Linked DNA regions of Mus musculus: region 2 is linked to region 1. Evidence: chromatin loops called from intact Hi-C (ENCODE). Cell type or tissue: left cerebral cortex. All regions are shown on one strand.

Region 1 (8,000 bases):
AAGTTGTGGCCATAAACCTGTAGATGTGTCTTGGGTTATGGGGTAAATTCTGTTCACTTGGAAAGCTAGTAAAAGAGAAGCTGGCTGGAGACTGAGTCCAAGGCTAGAGGTCAGGTAGAACAGGAGGAACCAGCAAAAAAAGCAGAGACAGAGCAGCTATGGAGAGGGAAGGACCACCTCAATGCCAAGCCAATGAAAATTAGGACAAAAGCGGAGTGGACAATTCTGCTTTGGGTTACTGAGTGAGCAGAGACTGACAGTGTCCGCACTTTGAATTTTTAACAGGGAGGCAATGGCTGCATTGATCAAAAGTGGTTTGCATAGACTGGTGAAGGTGGAAAGCTGGTTGGAGTAAGCTGAAAAGAAAAAGAGGAGATGGAATGGGGGAAGGCATTGAAACAAGAAGCAGATGAGTCCTTTACTGAATTTTGTTGAAAGAGCAAAGAAATGGAGTGGTAGAGATGTGGTTACAAAGGGTTTTTTGGTTGTTTGGAGGCACAGCCCTAGCTAGCTCAGACTGGTCTCAAACTTGTCCTGCCTTAGATTCCTTAGTGCTAAGATTACAAACTAGTGCCATAATTAAAAGCACAGTTCACTCTTCTTCTCCTTGTTTTCCCTCCTCCTCCTCCCCTTTCTCCTTCTCTTCCTTATCCTCCTCCTCTTTTTCTTCCTTATCCTCCTCCTCTTCCTCTTCCTTATCCTCCTCTTCTTCCTCTTCCTTATCCTCCTCTTCCTCCTCTTCCTTATCCTCCTCTTCTTCCTCTTCTTTATCCTCCTCTTCCTTCTCTTCTTCTTCCTTATCCTCCTTCTCTTCCTCTTTCTTATCCTCCTCCTCTTCCTCTTCCTTATCCTCCTCTTCTTCTTCCTTATCCTCCTCTTCCTCCTCTTCCTTATCCTCCTCTTCTTCCTCTTCCTTATCCTCCTTCTCTTCCTCTTTCTTATCCTCCTCTTCTTCCTCTTCCTTATCCTCCTCTTCTTCCTCTTCTTCTTCCTTATCCTCCTTCTCTTCCTCTTTCTTATTCTCCTCTTCTTCCTCTTCCTCCTCCTCTTTCTTATCCTCCCCCTCTTCTTCCTCATCCTCTTCCTGTCCTTTCTCCCCCTTCTTGTCCTCCTCCTGATTTTCCTTCCTCCTTCTCTTCTTCCACCCTCTTTTCCTTGGTGATTTTAGTTTTCTGATACAGGATACAAAGTCTGACTCTTCCTCACAGGCTGGCTTAGAACTCACTGTTGCCCAGGTGTGCTTCAAATTGGCAACCCTCTTGCCTTGGCCTGCCAACCACTGAGATCACAAGTACATGCCACCATGGCCCACAGAGATTTTTTCCAGTTATAAAATATTGTATGCTGTTGATAATAATGATCTGGTAGTAGAGTAAGTTACAATGGAGAGAGAGAGGAGAGAGAGAGAGAGAGAGAGAGAGAGAGAAAGAGAGAGAGAGAGAGAAAGAGAGAGAAAGAGAGAGAAAGAGAGAGAAAGAGAGAGAGAGGGAGAGAGAGAGTAATGATTCTGTGTTGTGGAAGAGAGGGGAGAAATTAAAAATTCAGCATGTAGGTAGAGTGTTGATGGACAGTTGGTAGGAATGTAGACAGGACACCCAAAGTAACAGGCAAAAACAGCACACATATGCCAGGAGTATTAGTAAATTTGATAGGGACAGCTGAGTTACAGTTTTTTTGTCATTGTTTTGCAACACTATTTATGTCATAAAGTCCCAAGAGAATGTTAAGTAGTGGCAAAGAGAAGTCAAATGAAAACCATGCTTTTATGAGCATGGCCAAACTGAAAAACATTGATGACAGCAAGCTTTGGCAAAGTGTGAGCATTGGCCATCACACACAGCAGCTAGGAAATGGTATAGCCACTTTTGGAAATAGCTTGGTCATTTCTTACCTTATGAACAAGGACTCTTACTCTAAAGTTTTAAACAAAGAGAATGGAAAATTTAGATTCACCTAGACATGAATGTCTACAGTACTGTTACTACTGAGCAGGTCAGAAGCAAGACAAACATCTGTCAACAGAAGAGCTGCTGAGTAAACATACACAAAAGGGCGCACTGCTTCATCTTAGCATAAAGGAGAGGACCTTGATACATGCCTCAGCAAGGATTGATCTCAAAGACATGATCCCGGGGGTTAGTGCACATGGGGAGAGGCAAAATCTAGTCTTAAATGGTATGTCCTGTGCCATTCCATTTATATCCTGCCCAGAAGAGAAGGTCACAGTGATGGAGAACAGACTAATTGTTGCTAGAGAAACAGTGGATGGGGTATGTTATGAGGAAGTAGAACTCAGGAGAATTATTGGAATGGTCCATGTCCAGTGTTTAAATTCATAAAATTGACATCAACGAAGCAGTCAGTGTTACTGTATGCTAAGTTTTACATTCTTTCACCAGAACCATGGGGAGGACATGAGGGGCATGTTCCTTACCTTTATTTCCAAGGTGGAGTTGAGAGTGGAGACACCTTCTTTGTAGGGCAGCATACTAGAAGGAGGGTTGAATTTTCTCCTGGCTCCAGCACTTGCAGTCAGTCTCCCAGCTCTCCTTATGATGCACATGAATCGATATCTTTAACAACTCCCCTTCTTGTTTGAAATTCTTAAAAACACCAATGTATAAATTCCATACTCCCTCACCTAATTCTTAGTTATTAGTTGGGGACTGATTATATTTTACCAAATACATTTTTAGTTTATAGGTGATTCTAATAGGCAGTATGTAGTTAGGGTTGAAAACCATTGAGTTAGACGAAGAAAGTGGAGGTCAAATTCAGAAGACTAAGTGGAATTGTCTTAAAGGGTAACAATAGGCCATGGAGGGAACTGGATGAGATAGGGCTGTGCAGGCCAGCTGAGCAGGGGAGGGAAGGGCTAAATCATGCAGAGTTCCTTTTACTTCCCATGAGATCACCCTTGGTGTTATTCAGGCAGACTGTAGTGGTAAAACTGCATGTGGAGAGGGCTGTGCTCTTCACAGGACTCAGCTCTTGGATCTTTCCATGGGTGCCTCTGACAGCTGTGTGACTAGCAAGGCATATGCTGGGAATGCTGTGAGATGCATCTGCACGGGAAACAAGCAAGGAGGGAATACCCCACCATAATCCTGTAAGGAGAGTACAAGTGTGGTTATGAAAAGATCGTATATGTATGGCCACACATGATGGCCTAGGTTTAGATGATAAATATACTCAGAGGTTTAAAGTGCTTACCAGCTGCCTGGTGCATAATAAAAACACAGTAAATATTATGGGAGAAATTTAAAAAGCGTCTGGAAAACGTTTCAACATTTTTTCCTTTCTGTGAGTAATAGTCACTCACGTCTCCAAAGGGTTGTGATAGTTGAGAAAACTGCTTGACTCTCATCAGATCTATTTCCTAGAACTACTGGACCTTGGGGGACATTTATGACTTGGCACATGCTCAAGTAGTTGTTTGTAGCAAAAATATTTCTACCATTGATGGGTCCTGAAGACTAGTGATTCAAAACACATTTCTGGGGCCATGGGTGGCTTAAAACATGTAAAGAAACATTGCACAGTAATCTGACCAGAGTTCCCTATGGAGATAAGAACAAGGGTTCATAAGAGATCATAACCCTCCTTTGTCCTAGCTGGCACCTCACATTGAGGGTTCTTGTTGAGGCCCACAAGACAAGGTCAAGTTCATGTCTCTGTGTTGATTACTTTTTTGTTGCTAAGTCTAGCTACCTGACAGGAAGAACTTAAACAAGGAAAGTTGTGTTTTAGCTCGTGGTTTCAGAGGGATGTGAGTTCTTTATAATGTGAAGCAGGGGGGCGGGGGGAGGAGCTTGTGCCAGTGGCTCATCACACAATTACTGAATAGAAAGATCCTGGGTTGAGTACAACTTTTAAAGACCAATCTTTAGTTACGTTCTTGTTTTTGTTTGTTGAGACATGGTCTTATACTGTCCAGGCTGGTAAACTTCTTATATAGCTGAGCCTTGAACTTCTGATCCTCCTGACTCTTCTCCCTAATGCTGAGATTGCCAGTATATGACACTGGGCTAGGGTTACCAGTGACCTATTTTTGCTGCCAGGATTTACTTTCTAAGTGCTCCATAGCCTTTAAAATAACACCACAAGTTGGGAGCTAAGTACTCAAAAAACATGAGCCCCTTGGAAATACTCCAGATTCAAATCATTAGTTTGTTTTGGAGATAGTCTCACATACATGTTGGGAAATAGTCCTTGCTGTATGTTGGGCTCTGTGCTTTGCTTTCATATCTGTGATCTTACTACCTATGTGGCAGTCTGTAAGGAGAGTCGTGTGAATAATAAAAATCACACAAATAAGAAAATTTAGGCCCTTCCTCCTATTCTTTCATAAGAGTCCCCACATTTCATCTATTGTTTGGTTGTGTGCGTCTGCATCTGTCTGGTGAGCTGGTGGGTGGAGCCTCTTAGAAGACAGCCATGCTAGATTCTTGTCTGCAAGCCTAACAGAGTATATATCATTATTAGTGTCATTAATTAGCCAGGCATGGTGGCGCATGCCTTTAATCCCAGCACTTGGGAGGCAGAGGCAGGCGAATTTCTGAGTTTGAGGCCAGCCTGATCTACAGAATGAGTTCCAGGACAGCCAGGGCTACACAGAGAAACCCTGTCTCGAAAAACCAAAACCAAAACCAAAACCAAAACCAAAACCAAAACCAAAACCAAAACAAACCAACCAACCAACCAAACAAAAATATCGTCAGGAATTGGTTGGTGCTTGTCCATGGGATGTGTCTCAACTTGGGCTGGTGGTTATTGGTTGGCCACTCTGCTAGACTCTGCTCCATCCTCATCCCCACAGTTTTTGTAGGCAGGATAAGTTTTGGATTGAAAGTTTTGTGGGTGAGTTGGTGTCCCTCTCACTCCACTGGGGTTCCTGCCTGGCCACTGGAGGCAGCTTCCCCAGGCTCCATATCCCCAGGGTTCAGTCACAGCTAAGGACACTCACATTGATTCTTGGGCGTCTTCCCTCTCCCAGGTCTTCATTTCGTCCTGGAGATGCCCCCATCTGCCTCCTTTCAGATAGATGCAGAAACCCACAGCCAAAGAGTGGATGGCGCTTGGGGACCCTTATGGAAGAATAGGAGGGAGGAGTGCACCCCCTAAGGTGATAGGAACTCCACAGGATGACCAACTGGGTCAACTAACCTGGACCCTTGGGATTCTCAAAGACTGAACCTCCCCACACGTATGTTGCAGATGTGTAGCTCCGTCTTCATGTGGGTCCAAACAACTCCAGCTGGATCTATCCCAAAAACTGTTGCCTGTATGTGGGATATGTCCTTCTAACTGGGGTGCCTTGTCTGGCTTCTCTAATAGAGGAAGGGCCTAGCCTCACAGAGACTTGAAGTACCAGGGTGGAGAGATACCAGGGGGGCCTCCACCCACCCAGAAGAGAAAGGGAGGGGGGAGGGGGGAAGTATCATGAAAGGGGCTGACTAGGAATGGGGCAGTGATTGGCATGTAAAGTGAATAAAAATAAATAATTAATTAGATAAATCCATTTTAAAAGCAAAAAAGAAAAAAAAAGGAAAAAAAAAAGAAAAGAGAAAAGAAAAGAAAAGCCACAGAAACCATTAGTAGAACTGAAATGTAAACTCCCTACCCCTCCAACAGCCTCTCCACTCTAAGTTCTTCAACCTGAGCACATCATCAGCCTGCTTCCCCCAGGCTCCTTCTGAGTGCTTACTTCCTCTTGGAATGGGACAGAGGTAGATGGGAGCAGCTCTGCTGTCAGCAGTTCAAGTCAGCTGCCTTTCTTGTTTCCCAAGACTCTAGAGTCCCAGGGGTTTTGAGCCCCAAAGTGGTGCCTTAATTTACTTACTTCTTGCCCCTAGACTTATTTGTCTCCAGGCGCCAGGATCTCCAACCAGCTGTTTCTGCAATTCACTCCTTCCTCCAGCTGTCTTCAGGGCAGGAACTGGGGAAATCACTGACCTTTGACTTATAAGGAAACGCTGGAAAAGTAGCCACAGCAAACCCGGGTGACTATCTATCAGATGATAGAGTTTCTGAGACTTCTCAGGCTCTGGGATGGTATATTAAGCAGGCCTAGCTCTTTGGAGGCACTTCTACAAACCCTCTGTCTCATGACAGGAGCACAGCTTTTGCTGAGACTTTCACAGTAAGCTATGTTAATTAAAAACTGAGTGATCTTAAACAATTTATCCACAGAGCCCAAGGGCAGTCCTGCAAATGTGGGAGTCGGGGTGGTCACAAGAACCAGAGTTCTTGCCTCTTTACTTAGTACTCTTACTGATAACTGTATAGAAGGCCATTCTGGAACTATTAACTTCTACCTGGGGGGTTGGGGGGGGAAGCCAAGCAAACTTTTGTAAATAATAGGTGGAGATCCTCAGCTGCTTTGCTGTGAAGTTCCCAGAGGCAAATTTCATATACTGATACACAGAGATAAAAAGTATTTTTCAGAGACAGGATCTCTTTATTTTCTCCCTAATCTTTACTAATTTCTTAAAGTGTATTGGGGCTGCATTAGTACTTTGAAATGTGCTAAGATTGTCAGCCTTACAAATTTAATTTGATCACATTAAAGTCTTTATGAATGGGAAAGCACAATGTAGGTTTAGTTCCAAGGTCCAAATGCTGAATTAAATATTTTACATGCTCTCTTATTTAATTCAATTTTCTCATCTGAACTCACATTGGTAGACTGTGCTCCAACACCTTCTTTTCACAGTCTCCTTAGTAAATCAAACTTAACCTGCCCCAGAGGAGACGCTCTCCCCTCCTTTGTTACCAGACTCCTTCCCAGAGTATCACATGCAATGAATACCATCTCTTAAGTCTCCTACACCTCAGAGTTACCCCAACCCCACCTTCTACATTGTTTTCCATATTGCACATAGAATAACATTCTTTAAAATATTTAAATGTATTTTTATTTATGTGTATATACACATACCTATTTGTTGGCTCCATAAATGCAGGTGCCTGTGGAGGCCAAAAGAGGTGTCAGATCTCCTGGAACAATAGTTTCAGACAGCTGTGAGCCCACTGATAGAGATGTTGGGAACTAAACTAGGGTCTTCTGCAAGAATAGTGTCTTAGTTAGGGTTTAGATACCTGCCATGAAAACCATGACCAAAAAGCAAGTTGGGGAGAAAAAGGGTTTATGTGGTTACACTTCCATCACTGTTCATGATTGAAGGAAGTCAGGACAGCAACTCAAACAGAGCAGGAACCTGAAGGCAGGAGTTGATAAAGACGTCATGGAAGAATGCTGCTTAATGGCTTGCTCCTTGTAGCTTGCTCAGCTTGCTTTCTTATAGAATCCAGGACTACCAGCCCAGGGATGGTCTGGGTCTAGGCCCTCTCCTTGTTAATCTTGGCAGTCAAAAATTATGCCACGGGCTGGTGAGATTGCTCAGTGGGTAAGAGCACCCGACTGCTCTTCCGAAGGTCCGGAGTTCAAATCCCAGCAACCACATGGTGGCTCACAACCATCCGTAATGAGATCTGGCGCCCTCTTCTGGAGTGTCTGAAGACAGCTACAGTGTACTTACATATAATAAATAAATCTTTAAAAAAAAAATTAAATAAAAAAAATTATGCCACTACTACAAATTAAAGCCAAATTTGAAGCAAGTACCGTCCAGATGGATATACTCTGGCTAGCTCTATAGCTGGCTTCCCAGGGAAATGGCCCTGAGTCACTATTTGCCATGGCTTAAAAAGGCAAAATCTGAAATTCACCATATTTCCTATTAGGTCTAATCAGGGGCAAGCATACATTCTGACATATTTCCTGCCTGCATACTCATTGACCACATCCACTGTAATTGGATGAAAGAAAATTGTTTAGGGAAGGGAAAACATGTGGCTATTGTTCAATAACCTCTAGCATCTCTGTAGGTATCTGTCCTTAAGCAAGGGGATTACAGGTCAGAGGCATTTTCATTTCATGGATCTCTTAGGCATAGTAACTAAAATTTAAAATATAACTCTGACTTATCCCCATGAAT
Region 2 (8,000 bases), 72 kb after region 1:
AGTCATCACGTCCTCATGTATACCACAATGCCTTACCCACTGAGCCAACTCTGGAGCCCTCATTTCTGGTCTTGTCATTTTTGTTTGTTACTGCTACATCCCAGAGCTTCTTCTGACTGCCTTTACTGATTATTTAACTATATATTTTCAGAACAATCTATCCATGTGACCAGTAACTTCTTTCCTCTTAGCTTTGTTAAGACTCTTTTAGTGGGCCCCTTTCTACTCCCTCTCTCCCAAGTTAAGTAATCTACCGAGGTCTCAGTTTGCTCTGTCTCTCTCTCTCTCTCACTGTTGTCCATCTCTTATCTTATTTAATTAAGAGGCTGCTGACCTCTCTGCTGAACTCCTGTGCTCCTCTGTGCAGATGTACTTCCACCCCCTCATGTTCTGTTTGTTGAGTCTAAGTCCATCATCAAGTACAAAACGGAGTTTCCTCCCGTATTTTTTAGTTAGTTTTTGGGGTGGGGGTGGGGGACTTCCAGTTAGTCAACTTGAAACACATTTGTCAATGTTTCCTTCTCCTTTGTCCCTGATCTTGCTCAATCATTCATTATCTCTTCATGACTTACTGCTAATTTATCTCCCACAATCATGGATTTCCTTCCTGAATTAATGTAGAATCACCGTCCTCTCAGTCTTGATCCTGTCTTCATTCAAGACTGTTTCTATATACTCCTAGGGACATATCTCAAGCATGATTTCATTTTTTTCACCATATTCTTTGACAATCTGGCACAGATCTGTAGTGTGTGCTAGTGATGTTTGTCCACGACGCTCTCACACACCCCTGCTCCTCCTGAGCCCCTTTCACAACAATTCTCCCTTGTATTTTCACATCTCCTTTCTACAGAGCTCCTCAAGGCAGCTTTGTTACTTGTTTTGTTGGTTGGTTTTGAGACAGGGTCTCAGTATGTTGCCTGGAAGTCAAGATCCATTTTCATCTTCTTTCTTCTGCTTTGAGAATATATCATACCCAGCTTTTAAATCTAAAATTTAAAAAGATTCTTTAATGAGTTTAATTTTTGAAGTTTCCCCAATGTCTACCATATAAATCCAAACTTCTTATCAGGGCTTTAGGTTTAATTTCATTCACTAAGCAAATGTTTACAAAGTTCTTGTTATTTGGCAAATAAAACAGGATAGAAAGATGGGAAATTTAGAGGAACTGGGAAGGGGAAAGCAATTCTTTTGTTCTTATTTAACTTTTTACTGATTCTTTGTGAACTTCACATCATGCACCCTGATCCCACTCATCTACCCATCCCTTCATATCCACCCTATGCTCTTGCCACCAGCCCCCCAAAAGAACAAAAAAATGTGGAAGGTGTAGTGTGTGACATTGTGTCCCACAGTATACCCTTTTGTCCACATTTCTTACTTGCAAATATTCATTGAAATGAGTCATTGGTCTGCTTCAAGACCTCTGGCTCCTCAATACTAGATCCTTGCTGGGACACCCCTTGGATATCCTGTCTTTGCCCTGTGTCATGGAGATCATGAAGTATAACAAGTTTAAGCTTATTCCTGACTAGCTTATAAATAAGTGAGACTCAGACTATGGTTATTTTATTTGGCTTTGACAATTACTGGGGGCAACCCCTAGTCTACATTCCGAACTGCTGGCCTGGCCACCTCCCATCGGTGTACCCCTGATATTTGTTGTTTCTCCTGGCCATGTGCTCATGATTCTTTTTCTCTCATGGCGGTTTCCTCCCACTTTTCGTTTTTCTTCCTTCTTCCTGCCCCCCACCTCCCTCTGACCAGGTCACTGCAAACCTACCTACCTCTAATCTCTCCAGTAATTGGCGGTAGCCAATTTTATTTAACCAATAGTTTTAAATCAAGGAACAAGGTTTGCACAACAAAAGCTTGTAAACAGAAGTCACTCATAGGAATAGAGGTTAACATTACAGTTCTTAGCAATAGACCATCTGTAGGACTGGGCCCCTTTTCATGCTCCTGCAGTTCAAAGCCTTGATTTTGAGCCTGGATGATAGCTGAGTGGATCAACCATCAGCTATCCTGCATCCGCACCACCAGTGTGAGCTCTCAGGCACTGCCCCAGATGGTTCACCCAGTGCCTCAGCTGGCAAGGGGCAGAGCCAGCTTTCCTACTCTGATGCCCTCAGGGCCGGCTCACCCACACTGCCACACTCCCAGGTGAGTTGCAGGGCATGCTTTCCTAAGTACTGTAGTAGGTGAGGGGCTGGGCCTGCTTTTGGAGGCAGCTCTCTTGCCAGTTATACATGAGGGATGGGGGTGGACATCCATCTATTCCTCACCTAGACCACTGTGTGCCAGACAAGTGGCAGGGTCCGCTCTCCCACTCTCATGCCTTTGGAGTCAGTTCACACACACACCCCTACCCCCCCACCCCTCCCAGCATCAACTGTACTGTGCTGACCAGGCAACACTCTCACTCTCCCGTGTGCCGCAGCTGCTAAGGGGCGGGGTCCACACACTTGCTCTCTTGACCCTGGGACCAGCTTTCTTCCGGCCGCATATGGTGAGGGGCAAGAGTCAGCTCTCTCTCACCCAAACCACTGAATGGCAGAGAAGTGGCAGGGCCAGTTCTCTCATGCTCGTTCCTTTGAATCAGCTTATCCTGAAACCAGGGCCAGCGCTACTTACTGTGTTTCCTAGGTAAGGTGTGGGGCCTACTCTCCCCGGTACTGCAACTCGCAAAGGCTGGGGCCAGCTTTGTACAGCCTCCAGACTTCAACATGGTCCTAGGTTGAAGTCTAGACCAGGACAAGTGCCAGCAGTGATAGACTCCCACTGCTGTAGGGCCAGAGACCCAGACATGCCCTTCGGTGGCAGCAAAGTCCACAACCTCACTATGGCTTTAGGCAGCATAGCTTGCTACTCATGACAGGCTGTTCCTTACTACCCTTGAGTTTCCAGTCTGCCTCTCTTCATTGTGCCCACATCTTTCTGCTTCTCTTTCTCTTCCATCTCTCCACCACTTGTTTGTTCATCTAAGCGGTGCCTGGTGCCTCTGGGTGTCTGGGAGTCTGTAGGTGTATCTCACCGAATATCACAGCATTCTAAAGCAGCAATTCAACCAGCAACTACTTATCACACCATCATGTGTGGATCAGGCATCCAGGCAGGATACTAGGGCAGATACCAAGTGAAAGACCTTGTTAGTGTCAGTGATGCATTTAAGAGTAGCAGTCAGGAAAGCAGCTAGAGACCGCAGGCCTCTGGAATCTAGCATGCTTCTATATTTAACTCTCTTAACATAACATGTGGGTCCCATAGCTCTTACATGTGAAAAATGAGCCCGTGGGCTAATTCCCACAAACTCAGATGGCTGGTAGGAAATTTGTTTTTAGGATGCATTTTTAGAAGTTCTTGTTAATCTGGTTTATTATCTGCTATTCTGGTGGTTTGTAAGTTATTTTTTGCCTGTTTAGGCAAATGTTTTATTTATTTATTTTAGAATCTGATGAGTGCTGTGTTTCATCTCCTAAGAAAGATGGTTTTGTGCCAGAGTGTTAAATATAACTTACAGCGCAAAGCATCCATGGGCAAAGGCCTCCTATGAAGGCATCTGTGGACCCTAGGTGAGGACCAGGTTGTATTAGTAATGGTCTCACAGGTTCTCTCCCACTGTAATTCTGCCCTGAATCTTGATCGACACCTCTCACTAATTTTTACCAAGCGATATGAATGAAGTAGTGAAGACTTAGGTAGGTCAGAATTTTACTTGCTTTGCAAATGACATGAGAATTTTTCTTTCTCCAAATTAGGCAACAATTGAATGGATTTTTCTCTTTAATTTTTACTAAAATATTTTTGTAAATTTTTTTGACATTTCAAACCTGTTTATAATATGTTTTGATCATATTCACCACCCATTCCCTACCCAAACCCTTTCTAGATCTACTCTCAATCCCAACTTCAGGTCATTTTTTTTCTTTTTTTAACTACCCAGAGAGTTCAATTTGTACTGTGCATATTTGCACCAGTGTGGGGCTATCCACTAGAGCCTAGCCCACCTATGAGAGCCTATTTCCTTAAAGAAAACCTATTGTTCCTCCCCTAGTAGCCACCAATTTTCAATCACCTCCAGCTAAAGGATACAGCCTTTCCCTTAAGGACTATTTATAGCTTTTGTGTTCTTTACAATGTAAGGCAACAGTAGCAGCTCTCTTGAAGTTTAACATATTAGCAATGCTTCCTATCACATTCTTAACTCTAGGTAATCCACAGAACAATAAATCAATCTTTGATTTATAGTGCCTGCTGATATCTTTAGTGTAAATATTCCTACCAGCATAATTGGAAAGTACCAACATGATGTCATTGATTAGACACGGAGTTGCCAAGAGATGTGGCAAGTCATGCTTTTATGAAGTGTTTATAGACACGGCCTTGAGGCCATTGATAATCACGAGACCTAATAGGCAAGAATTGAGACTTTTGTGTATTTTATTACTTTTATTTAAAACATGATTTGTTTAATTTTATATTCATATGGTTTCTTTCTTTCTTTCTTTCTTTCTTTCTTTCTTTCTTTCTTTCTTTCTTTCTTTCTTTCTTTCTTTCTTTCTTTCTTTCTTTCAGTTTTTCGAGATAAGGTAGCTCTGGCTGTCCTGGAACTCATTCTGTAGACCAAACTGGCTTCATACTCAAGAGCTCCACCTGCCTTTGGCTCTGGAGTGCTGGCATTAAAGGGACGTGCCACCATGTTCAGCTTCTATGATTTACTTTTTTCTTAAGATCTCTATTTTTTATTTTATGTGCATGATTATTTCGTCTGCATCTGTCTGTGCGCCATATGCATACCTGGTATCCACATCAGATCCCTGGAACCCGAGTCACAGATGATTATGAGATGCATGCGTGTGCTGGGAACCTAGCCTAGGTCCTCTGCAAGAGTACCCAGTGCTCTTAACCACAGAGCCATAGCTCCAGCCCTAGGTTTAAGTTTTAATTAACAACTGACAGAAGACATTGGATAACAACAACCCCTTTTGAACCAGGTATACATACACTGGCTCCAGAACACACTGATAAGGAGTACTTATCTGTTTAATATTGTCTCATTACCCATAATGCTTTTGAGAGGCTGGGTTTTCCCAGGTCCCAGAAGCCTAGTCAGTTCTCCAAAAGGAAAGACAGGTGATCTTCCGAACAAATCGATTCTGTCCTCACTTCCCTTAGGTAGTCATGTTTCCTGTTAAAAGGTAACCAAGAATGTTTGCTCTTCCCACATATATGCATATAATATATATGTATATACACATATACCATATATATGTATATTTGGCATTTCTCTATGTATATCATTATACATTATATACATGTATTATACAATTGCATTATACATGATACAAAATACAAATTTATACACATTATACAAATTTCAACAATTTTTATTCAGGAAAGGAGAGAGAAATAATGGATGTTTGCAAAATGGAAAGTAATTTGTTTTTAATAAAATAGTTCATTTTCTTTTTTAGTTTTTAGATAGACTAAAAGTCCTTAAATGGCCTGCAAAACCTGCCTTTAGGCTGTGCTCTCCTACAACATCAGAATCATATCCTCCAGGGACCATACTTAAAGAAAAAGTGGGCTTTCAATTGTAATTAGATGTCTTCTGACATAAAGATTCTCCTGGATTAACCAGGGTGCATATGATCATATTTTTTTGTTTTGTTTTGTTTTGTTTTGTTTTTTTGGTAAGGAAAGGAAAGGGGTGGGGGAGAGACAGACAGAGAGAAACAGAGATAGAGAGTGACAGAGAGACAGAAACAGAGAGCAGAGGGAGAGGGAGAGGGAGAGGGAGAGGGAGAGGGAGAGGGAGAGGGAGAGGGGGAGGGGGAGGGAGAGGGAGAGGGAGAGGGAGAGGGAATAGATAATAAGACTAGAGCTGCCACAAGGAGCAAGGCTCTGCAGGCACTTTGATCACAGCCTTTCTGCAGTGGCTTTGTGTTTCTGATCACAGACCTGTAACAGGTTTGTGTTGCTTTAAGCTGGGGAGTGGAGCCATTTGTTAGGGCAGCACTAGAAACAAATACATCTGCTATGAACATTCACTGTAGGTATTGTAGATGCCCATTTCCATTTATCTTAGCTAAATAATTCTGGAGAGCTGAAGTCTGGGCCCTAGAAATGTGCAGGTTTAACTTCAGAACTGGCAAAGCTCTTTTCCAATGTGGCTGAATTTTTTTTTTCGTTCCTACCAGCACTGTGTACAAGAGGCTGCTAGATGCTGTGCATCTTTGCCAGAATTTAATTCATGTTTTTCTTAACTACTTAATATGAAAATGTTTAGCATCTTTTATACACTTATCAGTAATATACTAGCTGTGAAGCATTTAAATATTTTGCTTTTTAAAATTTTTTTTGCATCCACACTGATGTGTTTATAAAAAGATCAAGAGTGATAAGATATGCTCTATAGGGGTGTGGTGAGGTGTGGGGAAAGGGAGTACTTCAGCAGGCCCATGCCAAGGCATCCCTTCCCTCTGAGGGACCAGCAACGTGATGGTATAGTATAGAATAGAGTTTATTCAGGGCATGGGGAAGGGAGTTAAGAGGGTAGTAGAGGCAGAGAAAGAGAGAAAGAGAGAAAGAGAGAAAGAGAGAGGAGAGGAGAGGAGAGGAGAGGAGGGGAGGGGAGGGGAGGGGAGGGGAGGGGAGAGAAAGAGAAAGAGGAAGAGGAAGAGGAAGAGAAAGAGAAAGAGAAAGAGAAAGAGAAGGGGAGAGAAGAGAAGAGAGAAGAGAGAAGAGAGAAGAGAGAAGAGAAAGAGAAAGAGATGAGAAGAGAAGAGAAGAGAAGAGAAGAGAAAAGAAAAGTAGAGGCTGGCCATGGAGAGAGAGAGGGGAAGGTAAAGGGGAGAGAAGGGGAGCAAGAAGGCAAGAGAGAGAGGAAGAGAGAGAAGAGGGAGCAAGCAGCCCCTTTTATAGTGGGCCAGGCCTACCTGGCTGTTGCTGGGTAACTGTGGGGAATGCTAACACACACCACTCCTTCTGTTGTTGAATATCAGTCTGGTTACCAGTCTTCCAAAGTTCCCCACTCTGGATTTTCACAGCAATAGAATCAAATCAGGTACAGCATTTTGTTGCTACTTATGCCACAATTTGCTCTGCCCTTGTGGACATTTGAACTGTTTCACCTTTTCTGAGTTGTGACTAAGGGTGTGGTAAATGTCTGTGTAGATGATTTACCTTCATTTGCCTAGCTTGTATAAGAAGAGGTGGACTGCTGGGCATATGATAAGACCATGTTAAGTTGCTTAGCAACTGTCTGTTTAAAAGTGGCTTGATTCTTTCCTTTCCCATCATAATCCTATGAGGGTTTTGCGAGCCCCTTGTTAATACTTGCTGTTCTCTGTCTCTATGACTGAAGCTACTCTCTTGAGGGTAAAGTACTAGCTCTTTCCCCATGACTAAAGAGTTGCAGCGTCTTTTCAGGAATCTATTGATTATTTGTCTATCTTTTCTCTAGAAATGAGTACCTATAGCCTCTGAATGTTTTAAGTTTGTACTGATGTTATTTATTATTATTGAGTTATACCCTAGTTATGCTCACTATTGCTGTGCTGAACATCATGACCAAAAAACAGGTTGGGCAGGAGAGGATTTATTTCCCTTAGGCGTCTCATCTCAGGCTACAGTTGATTGAGAGAAGCCAAGGCAGAAACAGGGTAGGAACCTGGAGGCAGGACCTGACAGACCATGGAGGTATACTCTTTACTGGCTTGCTTCCCATGAGTTGTTCAGTCCGCAATACCACCAACCAAGGGATGGCTCCACCCACAATTGCCTGGGCACTTCCCCATAAATTATTATGGTGCATTTTCCCAGTTAGGTTTCTTCCTTTCAGATGACAATAGCTTGTGTCAAGTTGACATAAAATTAGCAGGTCCATGTTGGGATCGTTCTTTATACACTCTAGATATAGTTTTCTTAATATTCTATTGTATGAGTTTGGTTTCCACTTTAAAAATAATTGTTGATGCAGAAAAGGTTTTATTTTTCAT

The links. Peaks named below come from ENCODE experiments on the same cell type or tissue, not always from the same donor. Only the 100,000 strongest peaks of a DNase experiment are listed, where the experiment ranks them.
Region 2: it touches region 1 in a loop (1.8-fold over the local background); 2 of 42 quality-filtered maps call a loop at or near these places.

Annotation. Positions count from the first base shown.
Region 1 is chr8:68,991,309-68,999,308 of GRCm38, reverse strand. The region is part of intron 2 of Gm33103 (a long non-coding RNA gene); the gene reads left to right. It overlaps Gm33052 (a long non-coding RNA gene), which reads right to left and starts at 5,922. Exons shown (of 4, transcript XR_001778572.1): 1 at 5,843-5,922; 2 at 4,967-5,087; 3 at 2,435-3,107. In left cerebral cortex, no CTCF peak of the experiment used is centred here; no DNase peak of the experiment used is centred here.
Region 2 is chr8:68,919,158-68,927,157 of GRCm38, reverse strand. No RefSeq gene overlaps it. Among named protein-coding and RNA genes, the nearest start is that of Gm32997, 31 kb to the left of the region's middle. In left cerebral cortex, no CTCF peak of the experiment used is centred here; DNase peaks (open chromatin) are centred at 3,058 and 3,213.